Regions from separate parts of the Homo sapiens genome. Here region 2 is linked to region 1. A link is an interaction called in ENCODE POLR2A ChIA-PET data of the cell type or tissue named here. Cell type or tissue: GM12878. All regions are shown on one strand. Links, peaks and the distances in the headings refer to the core of each region. The heading gives the core; the rest is flanking DNA.

Region 1 (5,919 bases), core at 195-4,194:
TAGGAGGAGCTTGGGTGGGGTGGAGCACTTCTGTACAACCTCCTGCATGACTATCATACATGATTGCAGAAAGAACCAGAAAGGTGTTTCCACCAAACTGCAAGCCAATAAATGAAGATCCTCGGCAAGAGATACTAATGCCAAGGTCACATGACCGTCATACTACTTGCTTACCCAGGTTATGCCGTTGATCTTAAGTCTACTTTATCCAGGAACTTTCTCTCCTTCTTTGGGGTCCTTTACTTGGTATTGATTGCCTTTTGGGACATAGAAATACTGTTGCAGGTAATGATGCCTTCAATTTCAAATTGCAGTACTTTTAGTTCTAAGTAACTTGGCCCTTTTAGACAGAAACTGCTGTGCTGAGGGAGTCCCAGCCCTCTAATCCAAGCAGGGGACAGTCCCACAAGTGACCTTGACTTCTGCAAAGAACTTAGTTTTTCCTGCGGATAATTTAAAGCTGACAGCATCTGAAGGAAAGGAAAGCCTTAGGATGGTTTTGGCTTGCTGTATGTAATTTTTTTTTTTTTTTGAGACAGGATATTGCTCTGTCACTCAAGCTGGAGTCTTGTGGTGTGACCAAGGCTCCCTGCAGCCTCCACCTCCTGGGCTCAAGCAATCCTCCCACTTCAGCTTCCCGAGTAGCTGGGACCACAGGTGTGCACCGCCACGCCTGGCTAATCTTTTTTGATTTTTAGTAGAGGCAGCGTCTCCTTATGTTGCCCAGGCTGGTCTTGAACTCCTGAGCTCAAGTAATCTTCCTGCCTCGGCCTCCCAAAGTGCTGGGATTACAGGTGTGAACCACTGCACCTGGCCTGCTGTGCGTTATTTTTCATGGTTGGCACAAAGTGAAATTTGTAAGATTTACCTTGGTTCTTCCAGGCACCCAGTGGCAAGTACTAGCTGAGCATTTGGGAGATGCTTGTCTTACTTGGCTGTTGCTTCTCCTGCTGCTGGGGAAAAGGGTAAGGAAACCTCTTGGGAAATGAAGCAAGTTCTAGATAGCGTTTTGGCAGAATGGGGGACACTATAATTAGCTCATTTCTGAGCTGCTAACCCAGACCAGATAGTCTAACCCTGCAGTGAATGTGAAAAAGCCTTGGGATTTACCTATTGAATTTATTTTCCTCCTTAAGCCCATAGGGAAGCTCAGAACACTTTTGGGATGACAGAGCTACATAATTATGGTACCATTATTTTCCTGTTAGAGATGGCCTGACGATCCTAGTCACCTATCAGTTGAAAGCCATTAGAAGGCTTTTGACCCTTAAAAGTAGGTCAGGTGCAGTGGCTCACACCTGTAATCTCAGCACTTTGGGAGGCAGAGGCGGGTGGATCACCTGAGGTCGGGAATTTGAGACCAGCCTGACCAACATGGAGAAACCTCATCTCTACGAAAAATACAAAATTAGCCAGACATGGTGGCACATGCCTGTAATCATAGCTACTTGGGAGGCTGAGGCAGGAGGATCGCTCAAACCCAGGAGGCGGATGTTGTGGTGAGCCCAGATCGCTCCATTGCACTCCAGCCTGGGCAACAAGAGCGAAACTCCGTTTCAAAGAGAAAAAAAAGGGCGGGGGGGGTAGCAAAGCCCAATAATGAGTTTATTGGACTGGAAATCTCCTGAGAAATAAGCAATATGACCAGGGTACCAAGAAGCTTGTTGGCTTGTCAGCATTGCTAGCACCTGCCTGTGCTTTCTAGATTAGCCTGTGGATAATGCTAGTCATAATTGGTAATTTTACTTTTGCTAGTAAGGTAGACTTTGGGAGGCAGTAATTTCCTACCAGGGAGAACTGACTCTTACCACTTTGAGTCTCAGCGTCAGGTGTAGTTTTACTTTTCTGAGAAGAAATTTTTTTTTGTTTTGAGACAGAGTCTTACTCTGTCACTCAGGCTGGAGTGCAGTGGCGTAATCTCCGCTCACTGTAACCTCTGCCTCCCAGGCTCAAGCGATTCTCGTGACTCAGCCTCCTGAGTAGCTGGGGTTAGCAGGTGTGCACCACCACGCCCAGCTAATTTTTTGTATTTTTGGTAGAGACGGGGTTTCACCATATTGGCCAGACTGGCGAATTTTTTTAACCTTACTAGGAGACAACATGTGAATTAGTCATTGTTCTATTGTTCTACTCTCACTGTCACATAATTTAAATGTCACATAATTTAAAACACCTGAGTTAGAAGCTAATTCAGAGAGCTTTGAGATTATTTGACTTCTTGTTTATCCAAATTCATTAATGCTAAGCAATGGCCTTAGTATTATCTGTGGGTGACTCAGTTTTGTGACATCAAAAATGTCTTTTCACAGATGATCTGGGTTTGGATTTGGGCTAGGAATTGAAGTAGGGCTGCAGTTCACTTCTGGACTTTTGAAGTCAACATGCTTAACCAACCCTAGCTAAAGGGAACTGTCTCTTGAGCCACTGAAAATTGCTTCTCCAAGCTAGTATGTTTGAAACTGAGTAAATCAATTCAAAGATGTTTCTAGATTACTTCTAGACTTTTTCAAGACACTTAAATGCAAAGGAACCAATGGTTTCTTTACATTGGACTTATACCACTGTACAACATCACCTGTATAAGTCCTACTCAGAAATTGGGTTCAACAAAACCGAGTTGGTTTTGTCCTGCAAAATATTTAGTTAGGTTTTAAAGCCCAAATTTTTTAAAGGTAAGGGCTCATATCTCTGTGCCCTCACTTTGACTATCAGCCTACCCAAAGTAACGGTGATTCCTTGATACTAGAATGGCAGGGGAAGCCTTATGGGGTGTTAGTGGTGAGATGACTGCATTTGGTCTTCCCAGTGGCCTTTAGGTTGGTAGCAGGTGAATGAATGCATGGGGAGGCAGCAAGAATAGTATGGTAGGTAGCAGCGATAGAGTTGGCATTCCTGACTTAAAATCCAAGGGGCAGCAGAAGGGAAACCAGACTTGGTGGATTTCAATAAAGCCACACAATGATTCTTTCTGCCCTGTGTCAATACTTTATGCAACAGAGTAGGATGTGAAATTTAAAACCGTAATGAGGCAACTGTAGCAATAGATCTTTCTTAGCATCTGATTATCTTTCAGTTCTGGCTTCAACTGTGCTTCAACTGCACAAGTTCCTTAGTTCTCTGTTTTGGGTTTTTTTTGGGGGGTGGGGCTGGAGTGCAGTGGTGCGAACATGGCTTGCTATTACTACAGCCTCAACCTCATGGGCCCAAGCAATCCCCCCGAGTAGCTGGGACCACAGGCACGCACAGCCACGCCTGGCTAATTTTTTTGTAGTTTTTTTGGAGACAGTGTTTTGCCATGTTGTCCAGGCTGGTTTCGAACTCCTGGGCTCAAGCAATCCACCAGTCTCAGCTTCCCAAAGTGCTGAGATTACAGGCGTGAGCCACTGCACCCAGCCCTCTGTATTTCTTTTAACATGATGCTATTTTAAAAGGTCTGTAAACTCACAGTGGGCATTGTCACCTGTAATGCTTGCTTATGTTGCAGTTTCCTGGATCCTACCTTCAGATTACAATTCTGCAAAGTAGGATGGGATCTGGAAAAGTTTCTTGTAAATCCCTAAAGTGTCAGGGAGTTAAAACTTGTAAGAACTTCTTTTTTTTTTTTTTTTTTTTTTTTTTTTTTGAGACAGTTTCGCTCTGTCGCCTAGGCTAGAGTGCGGTGGCTCGATCCCGGCTCACTGCAAGATCCGCCTCTGGGGTTCACGCCATTCTCCTGCCTCAGCCTCCTGAGTAGCTGGGACTGTAGGCGCCCACCACCTCGCCCCGCTAATTTTTTGTATTTTTAGTAGAGACAGGGTTTCACCGTGTTAGCCAGGATGGTCTCGATCTCCTGACCTCGTGATCCGCCCGCCTCCACCTCCCACAGTGCTGGGATTACAGGCGTGAGCTGCCGCGCCCAGCCATAAAACTTCTACGAACTTCTAGCAGAAGTAAGGGAATAGTTTCTAATTCCTGAGAAAGTATTATGATGACAGATCCTATATTCTTTATTCACTAGTATATACTTAGTGTACACATAATAAGTAGGTGTTCAAGAATTTTTTTTTTTTCCTTGAGATGGAGTCTCGCTCTGTCACCCAGGCTGGAGTGCAGTGGTGTGATCTCGGCTCACTGCAACCTCTGCCTCCCGGGTTCAAGCTATTCTCCTGCCTCAGCCTCCCTAGTAGCTGGGACTACAGGCACATGCCACCACGCCGGGCTAATTTTTGTATTTTTAGTAGAGATGGGGTTTCACCATGTTGGCCAGGATGGTCTTGAACTCCTGACCTCGTGATCCACCCGCCTCAGCCTCCCAAAATGCTGGGATTACAGGCATGAGCCACCGTGCCCGGCCAAGAAATATTTATTAGCTAGGCATGATGGCTTATGTCTATAATTCCAGCACTTTGGGAGGCTGAGGTAGGAGGATCACTTGAGCCCAGTAGTTTGAGATCAGCCTGGCAACATAGCAAGACCTTGTCTCTTAAAAAAAAAAAAAAAGTTCATTAAATTAAAGTACAATAAGTGTTGGCCAGGCACAGTGGCTCACGCCTGTAATCCCAGCCCTTTGGGAGACTGAGGTGGGCAGATCACTTGAGGTCAGGAGTTCGAGACCAGCCTGGCCAACATGGTGAAACCCTGTCTCTACTAAAAATACAAAAATCAGCCAATCGTGGCAGCTGCCTGTAATCCCAGCTACTAGGGAAGCTGAGGCACAAGAATCACTTGAATCCGGGTGGCAGAGGTTGCTGTGAGCTGAGATCATGCCACTGCACTCCAGCCTGGGCAATAGAGTGAGACTCGTCTCAACAAAAGAACAGTAAGTGTTCCTACTGAAAGGAAAGTTTAATACTTGTGATTCCTGGCTGGGCATGGTGGCAGGCACCTATAATCCCAGCTACTCGGGAGGCTGAGGCAGGAGAATCGCTTGAACCCAGGGGGTGGAGGTTTCAGTGAGCCGAGATCGCACCACTGCACTCCAGCCTGGGTGACAGAGACTCTGTCTCAAAAAACAAAAATAGACTTGTGATTCCTTTCTGAAGATGGAAGCTGGAGGAGTATCTTTTGCAGTCCTCCTTACTGAGTGATCAGTGCATCTTTTTTTTTTTTTTTTTTTTTTTTGAGACAGAGTCTTGCTCTGTCGCCCAGGCTGGAGTACAGTGGCATGATCTCGGCTCACTGCAACCTCTGCCTCCTGGGTTCAAGCAATTGTCCTTTCTCAGCTTCCCGGTTAGCTGAGATTACAGGTGTGCGCCACCGTGCCCGACTAATTTTTGCATTTTTAGTAGAGACAGGGTTTCACCATCTTGGCCAGACTGGTCTTGAACCCCTCACCTCAGGTGATCGGCCTACCTTGGCCTCCCAAAGTGCTGGGATTACAGGCATGAGCCACTGCACCCAGCAGTGATCGGTGACTATTCACGTGAAGAGACTGTTGGAAAATGACAGTTAGGTAGAATTATTAAGGAAATGTCTGTAAGTATGAAGGAGGTCAAAGTATGAAATCTGTAGATTGCTCAGGCTTTTAAGTGGCCTGACCATGTAGTGCCAAACCGACTTCCAGTATCACCGTTGTGAAACACACACATTAAATGGCTTTAGTTCTCTGACCTGGTTCTGGGGAGAGAGGAGCCTTTGTCCTATTTGTGTTCGTGTTCTCTGAATGCAAGTTGTTCCTTCTGCATTGGAAGTGTCTGTAGTACAGGATTTTTTCCTACTGGTTATTAGTGTATTGTGTTTGCTCCATCAGCTAAGCCAGTCCTGCTGGCTTGGCAAGCTCTGATCTTTTGTTGATGAAGGACGAAGTCCCTGTTAAAATCAGGAGCTTCTTCCGCAAGGTTTTTCTGTTTTGTTTTCTAATTTTTTTTAGTATTATTATTTTGAGACGGAGTCTTGCTCTGTCACCCAGGCTGGAGTGCAATGGCGCAATCTCAGCTCACT
Region 2 (7,448 bases), core at 1,369-5,368, 100 kb after region 1:
TTGCCTCATCAGCCTCCCAAGTAGCTGGGACTACAGGCACGTGCCACCATGCCCGGCTAATTTTTGTATTTTTAGTAAAGACGGGGTTTTAAACCTATGTTGGGCCGGCTGGTCTTGAACTCCTGACCTCAACTGATCCACCCGCCTTGGCCTCCCAAAGTGCTTGGATTACAGGCATGAGCCACCGCGCCTGGCCTAGCCCGTTTTACTAAACAAAATTAGATAGGGCCTTGAGAGATTCAAGTTAGACAGTTCTGGGGATAGAACACATCACAGGAGAGAGAAGTTCTTCATTTTGTAACATTAGGAGATATGCCCTATTGCCCCATCATTAGCCTGATTCTTTTTTTTTTTTTTTTTTTTTTTGAGACCGAGTTTTGCTCTTGTTGCCCAGGCTGGAGTGCAGTGGTGCTCACTGCAACCTCCGCCTCCCTGGTTCAAGTGATTCTCCTGCCTCAGCCTCCCGAGTAGCTGGGATTACAGGCACCCACCACCATGCCCAGTTAGTTTTTGTATTTTTAGTCGAGACAGGGTTTCACCACATTGGCCAGGCTGGTCTCGAACTCCTGACCTCAGGTGGTCTACCTGCCTCGGCCTCCCAAAGTGCTGGGATTACAGGTGTGAGCCACCGTGCCTGGCTATGCTAAATTTCACAGCTTTTAAGTGCTGGCCCAAATTAAAAAAAAAAAAGAAAAAGCTTGTGGGCCAGGCACAGTGGCTCATGCCTGTAATCCTAGTACTTTGGGAGGCTGAGGTGGGAGGACCATTTGAGCCCAAGAGTTCAAGACCAGCCTACAAAATACAGTGAGCCTTTGTCTCTACAAAAAGAATTTTTAAAAAATTAGCCAAGTGTGGTGGCATGTGCCTGTAGTCCCAGCTGCTTGAGAGGCTGAGGTGGGAGGATCCCTTGAGCCCAGGAATTGAAGGATACAGAGAGCTGTGATTGCACCACTGCACTCCAGCCTGGGTGAGAGACTGAGATCCCGTCTCCTTTTTTTTGAGGCAGGGTCCCACTCTGTTACCCAGGCTGGAGCGCAGTGGTGTGATGTTGGCTCACTGCCACCGCCCTGTCCTGAGACCTCATCTGCTTAAAATGCTTGTGGGCAAAAAACAAAAAGTAAGGTCCACCAATATGCACTTTAAGTTGAGATCCCAGCATGAATAAAAACAAATAAGAGGGCTGGGTGCAGTGGCTCACACCTGTAATCCCAGCACTTTGGGAGGCTGAGGCGGGTGGATCACCTGAGGTCAGGAGTTTGAGACCAGCCTGACCAACATGGAGAAACCCCATCTCTACTAAAAATACAAAAAACTTTAGCTGGGCGTGGTGGTGCATGTAATCCCAGCTACTCGGAAGGCTAAGGCAGGAGAATCACTTGAACCTGGGAGGCAGAGGTTGAGGTGAGCCGAGATCGCACCATTGCACTCCAGCCTGAGCAACAAGAGTGAAACTGTCTCAAAAAAAAAAAAAAAAAGGGTGAAGAAAATGTTGAAGAAGGCAGAGACTAATGTAATCTGGAGCATAGAGTTTACTGGAAGACGAATAATGAAGGGAAATAATGGAAGATAAGACTAGAAGTAATTTGGGGCCAATTATTGGAAGGCCTTGAATGCATGCTAGGGAATTTGGACTTTACCGGTAAGTTTTTGAGAAGAGGAATGACTTCCAACCCATTACTCTGGAAAGAATGCAAGAAACTGAGAGAATGCAAGAATGGGAAGAATGTAAGAAACTGGTGTTGGCAGTGTTAGTGAGCTTTGTAGTAATTCAAGGAAGCAGAGGATAAGGGCTTGAAATACTGCAGGAAAGAGAGAATGACATTTGGGAAGAAAAATTGACAGGTTTTAGTAACTGATTAGATTCAGCCAACATTTATGGTGTACCTGTCATGTGTTAGACATAGTACCAAGCATTTAAGATGTATAAATAATTGAGAAATAAGACTTTAAAGGGGCCAGTGCCTCACGCCTGTAATCTCAGCACTTTGGGGTCCAAGGTGGGAGGATTCCTTGAGCCCAGGAGTTTGTGAACAGCTTGGGCAACATGGCAAGACCCTGTCTCTATGGAAAAAAAAAAGTGGCATAGTGGCACATGCCTGTGGTCCCAGCTACTTGGGAGGCTAAGGTGGGAGGATCTCTTGAGCCTGGGAGATTGAGGCTGCAGTGAGCTGTGTTTGCGCCGCTGCACTCTAGCCTGAGTGCCAAGAATGAGACCCTGTCTCAGAAAAAAAATAAGAACAGACTTTAAAGGAACTTGCAGCATTGTAGGTGACACACACTAGAACAACAAATAATGGGAAATATAGAATAGTATGTTGCTAATAGATAGGGACTAAGTACAATGGGACAATGAGGAGGAAAGGGGCCAACTACATATCTGGTGGAATGTGGGAAGGAAGGCTTCGTAAAGGAATCATCAGGGTTAAGTTCTGAACAGGATTGGACACTGGCAATAAAGAAATGTAATGGCCAGATTATTTACTGTGAGGCACTACTGTAAACATTAAACATTAATTTAGTCATCCTAACAACTTTTAATAAAAAGACACTATTGCTGGGCATGGTAGTGCATGACTGTAGTACTAGCTACTTGGAAGACTGAGGCAGGAGGATTGCTTGAGCCCAGAGGCTATGGTGAGCCAACAGAGTAAGACCCATCTCTTAAAAAACAACAACAGGCCAGGCGCGGTGGGTCATGCCTGTAATCTCGGCACTTTGGGATGCCGAGGTGGGTGGATCACCTGAGGTCAGGAGTTTGAGACCAGCCTGGCCAATATGGTGAAACCCCGTCTCTACTAAAAATACAAATATTAGCTGGGCGTGCTTGTGCACACCTGTAATCCCAGCTACTTGGGAGGCTGAGGCAGAATTGCTTGAACCTGGGAGGTGGAGGTTGCAGTGAGCCGAGATCGCACCATTCCACTCCAGCCTGGGCGACAGAGTGAGACTCTTCTCAAAAACAAACAAACAAACAAACAAAAAACATGGACAAGTAACCAAAAATGAGTCACAGATAAAGATGGAGATTTCCAGACTGTGGATGAGAACATGGTATCATTAGCCTAAATAGGGAGTAGAAGAGGATGAGCAGGTTTTGGGGGTGAAGAAATGAGTTCATCTGGGGAACACTGGGTTGGGAGTGCCCCCACATAGATGTGTTTAGTCAGGAAATGGAAACATGGTCTGGAGCTTAAGAACAAGAAGCTAGGGGCCAGGTGCAATGGCTCACACCTGTGATCCCAGCACTTTGGGAGGCTGAGGTGGGTGGATCACCTGAGGCCAGGAGTTCGAGACCAGCCTGGCCAACATGGCGAAACCCCATCTCTACTAAAAATAATAAAAATTAGCTGGGCGTGGTGGTGCATGCCTATAATCCCAGCGACTTGGGAGGCTGAGGCAGGAGAATCACTTGAACCCAGGAGGCAGAGGTTGCAGTGAGATGAGATCACCGCCATTGCACTCCAGCCTGGGCAACAAGAGTGAGACTCCGTCTCAAAAAAAACAAAACAAAACAAGAAGCTAGGGCTAAAGATGTGTATGGAGTAGTTATCTGCCCAGAAGAGATCAAGAAATGCTAGGAATGCATGCAAACACTTAAGAACAGGAAGAAGGCTAAGAATGGGACTTCTTAGCTATCTGGAATGAGGAATTCCAGATAAAATCTGGAACAAAATCTGGCAAATAGATGCATAATAAAGTTGGCTAATTTTTTAAAAGTAATTTTGAAGTAATGAATCACTTAAATGTGGCTCATAAACTAGCTGTGAAGGAGTTCCGGAAATGTTTTCTGCCATGAGAGCATCCCTGATGCAAGTGTAGGATGAGGTCATTTCAGCCCAAGTCTTAAAATGATTTGCTTTACTGGATAAACTGCAGAGACCCGCTGGGCACAGTGGCTCATGCCTGTAATCCCAGCACTTTGGAAGGCCGAGGCGGGCAGATCACTGGAGGTCGGGAGTTCAAAACCAGCCTGACCAACATGGAGAAACCCCATCTCTACTAAAAATACAAAATTAGCCGGGTGTGGTGGCACATGCCTGTAATCCCAGCTACTCAGGAGGCTGAGGCAGGAGAATCGCTTGAACCTGGGAGGCAGAGGTTGCGGTGAGCCAAGATCACGCCATTGCACTCCAGCCTGGGCAACAAGAGCAAAACTCCGTCTCAAGAAAAAAAAAAAAAAAAAAAAACTGCAGAGACCCAAGCCTCTTAGAATTTGGAACAAGTCGACAACTTGAAAGAGGATAATACTAAGTTATTGCTGGGTGCAGTGGTTCATGCCTGTAATCCCAGCACTTTGGGAGGCCAAGGTGGGTGGATTGCTTGAGCCCAAGAGTTCAAGACCAGCCTGGGCAATATGGTGAAACTGTGTCTTTATAAAAAATTTAAAAGTTCATTGGGTGTGGTGGTGCATGCCTGTAGTCCCCAGCTACTGGGGAAACTGAGGTGGGAGGATCGCATGAGCCCGGGAGATGGAGGTCACAGTGAGCCAAGATCGTGCCACCACACTCCAGCCTTGGCAACAGAGCAAGATCCTATCTCAAATCTTATATATAGTTCTTCCCCAACTTTAGCTTTAAAAAACATTACTGGCCGGGCGCGGTGGCTCACGCCTGTAATCCCAGCACTTTGGGAGGCCAAGGCGGGCGGATCACAAGGTCAGGAGATTGAGACCATCCTGGCTAACACGGTGAAACCCCGTCTCTACTAAAAATACAAAAAAATTAGCCGGGCGTGGCGGCATGCGCCTGTAGTCCCACCTGCTGGGGAGGCTGAGGCAGGAGAATGGCGTGAACCCGGGAGGTGGAGCTTGCAGTGAGCCAAGATCGCGCCACTGCACTCCAGCCTGGGTGACAGAGCAAGACTCTGTCTCAAAAAAAAAAAAGAAAACATTACCAGCCGGTGCGGTGGCTCACGCCTGTAATCCCAGCACTTTGGGAGGCCAAGGCAGGTGGATCACGAGGTTAAGAGAGTGAGACCATCCTGGCCAACATGGTAAAACCTCATCTCTACTAAAAATACAAAAATTAGCTGGGCGTGGTAGCATGTGCCTATAGTCCCAGCTACTCCGGAGGCTGAGACAGGAGAATCACTTGAATCCAGGAGGCGGAGGTTGCAGTGAGCCGAGATGGCGCCACGGCACTCCAGCCTGGAGACAGAGTGAGACTCTGTCTCAAAAAAAAAAAAAAAGTTAGTTACATAAAAATAATTTTAAGTCCAGGCCCAGTGGCTCATGCCTGTAATCCCAGCACTTTGGGAAGCCGAGGTGAGAGGATCACTTGAGGTCAGGAGTTCATGACCAGCCTGGCAGCATGGTAAAATCCTGTCTCTACAATGCAAAAATAAGGCGGTGTGGTGGCGTGCGCCTATAATCCTAGCTACTCGGGAGGCTGAGGCAGGAGAATCCCTTGACCCTGGGAGGCAGAGGTTATACAGTGAGCCATGATCGCACCACTGCACTCCAGCCTGGGCGACAAAGTGAGACTAATTTTTTTTTTGAGACAAAGTCTCACTCTGTCGCCCAGGCTGGAGTGCAGTGGTGCGATCACGGCTCACTGCAACCTCTGCCTCCGGGGTTCAAGCGATTCTCGTGCCCCAGCCTCCTGAGTAGCTAGGATTACAGGCATGCGCCACTATGCCCGGATAATTTTTTTATTTTTAGTAGAGACGGGGTTTCACCATGTTGGCCAGGCTGGTCTCAAACTCCTGACCTCAGGTGATCCACCCGCCTCGGCCTCCCAAAGTGCTGGAATTACAGGCGTGAGCCACCGTGTCCAGGCAAAATAATAATACTTTTAAGATCTAAGAATTTATTGCTGAAAAGATCATTATATGGTGAGACTACCTAGTTAGTAAAGAGAAGGAACTTCATGAGGGATGGCAGGGGTTGGGCTGTCACACGGAGATGACCAGCCAGATTAGATGGAAGGTATCTTAGTGGAAAGATGTAAGGGTAAGAAAAACGGGCAATTTAGGCAGGGTATGTTGATAATAGGATCATGTGTTTGTTTAGATGGGGAACTGAGTTCCTGGACAGGGGAATAATATGATGAAAGCAGTGTAATCACACTAATATAGGGTGGATTTCAGTGTGGTGAAACTAGGGCACCTTGAAGGCCATCGTAACAGGCATGAATTAAGATGATGTGCTTGGGGAAGCAACTGATGAATCAGTGTGATGGGCTTGGGAGAAAACAAACTTCAGATAATTAATTCTTAGAGCTGGAAATGAAGGAATTGAGTGAATAGTGGTATCAACAAAAGTGGGAAAAGTTCAGAACGATGATTGTGAGAGAGGAAGAGAAGCTTTGTTTGCATATTAGGTGACACTAGGTCAGCTGTGCAGAGATGTGAACAGCTGGAGATAAAGGACCATGGTTTAGCTGAGGACATACCTGGAAAGGTGGCTCTGAGATTTTGTCTCGGGAGAATGAAGCTTTGGTGGAAATTCCACAGGAGGAAGAAGAAAGCAAATGAGGTGGAGAAGCAGTATACTGAGAAGGAGAAAAACAATAAGTGTTTCTGAAGGCCAGTAAGAAATCAATGTTGTTTCAAACACAGAAAGGATGGAGACTGAGAAGAGATTATTAAATTTGTCCAGTGGTTTCTATTAACGTCTAAAAAACTTCAGGAGGCCGGGCGCGGTGGCTCACACCTGTAATCTCAGCACTTGGGGAGGCTGAGGCAGGTGGATCACTTGAGGTCAGGAGTTCAAAACCAGCCTGGTCAACATAGCAAAACCCCGTCCCTACTAAAAATACAAAAAAAAAAAATTAGCCAGGCGCATGGTGACAGGGACCTGTAATACCAGCTACTTGGGAGGCTGAGGCAGGAGAATTGCTTGAACCTGGGAGGTGGTGGTTGCAGTGAGCCGAGCTTGTGCCACTGCACTCCAGCCTAGGTGAGAGAGCAAGACTCTGTCTCAAAAAAAAATAAAAAGTAAAAAAGTAAAAAAGAAAAAAAAACCAAAACACTTCAGGAGGCAGAAACCAGATGACGGGGTATCTGATAGTATGGAACTGGAGGCAGAAAGGTATACATTTTATTCGAAAAATAAAAGGAAGTAGAAAACAATGTGGAAATTTGAAAGTGTCAAATGAAGGTGGGGTTTTGTTTGTACTGAATTCATGAAGGATTGATCCAGTGGAGTAGAGGAATTTTAAGGTGTTATGGAAGGATATTTATGGAAGGTTCCTTAGGAGGTTTAAATGAGTGGGACTACAGGCTTAAGTGGAGAAGGTTACTTCAGGGAAAATATGGAAGGCCACATACTGTAGCAGGAACTAAAGAATGCCAGTGGGTGATATGTAAATATGTAAGAATGGTGAGAGAGAGGGGGCCAGATCATGCAAGGTAAAGAAAGGTAAAAGAATAGTTAGGATTTGTTGGAGTGGAAGAGGAAGGGTGAAGGAATTGGGGAGATGGGGTGGGTACATGGGGATGGTAGAAAT

Evidence for each region. Peaks named below come from ENCODE experiments on the same cell type or tissue, not always from the same donor. Only the 100,000 strongest peaks of a DNase experiment are listed, where the experiment ranks them.
Region 2: POLR2A ChIA-PET joins it to region 1 with 6 read pairs; 17 of 35 experiments call an interaction of 5 or more read pairs at or near these places.

What each region holds. Positions count from the first base shown.
Region 1 is chr12:56,293,655-56,299,573 of GRCh38, reverse strand. All of the region lies in intron 1 of CS (citrate synthase), which reads left to right. Among named protein-coding and RNA genes, the nearest start is that of CS, 3.7 kb to the left of the region's middle. RefSeq lists an enhancer at 1-63. In GM12878, for the core only: no CTCF peak of the experiment used is centred there; no DNase peak of the experiment used is centred there; H3K4me3 peaks cover 3,263 bases; H3K27ac peaks cover 1,417 bases.
Region 2 is chr12:56,193,340-56,200,787 of GRCh38, reverse strand. It overlaps LOC107984468 (a long non-coding RNA gene), which reads right to left. Exons shown (of 2, transcript XR_007063330.1): 2 at 5,771-7,448. Among named protein-coding and RNA genes, the nearest start is that of TRS-CGA4-1, 6.7 kb to the right of the region's middle. In GM12878, for the core only: no CTCF peak of the experiment used is centred there; no DNase peak of the experiment used is centred there.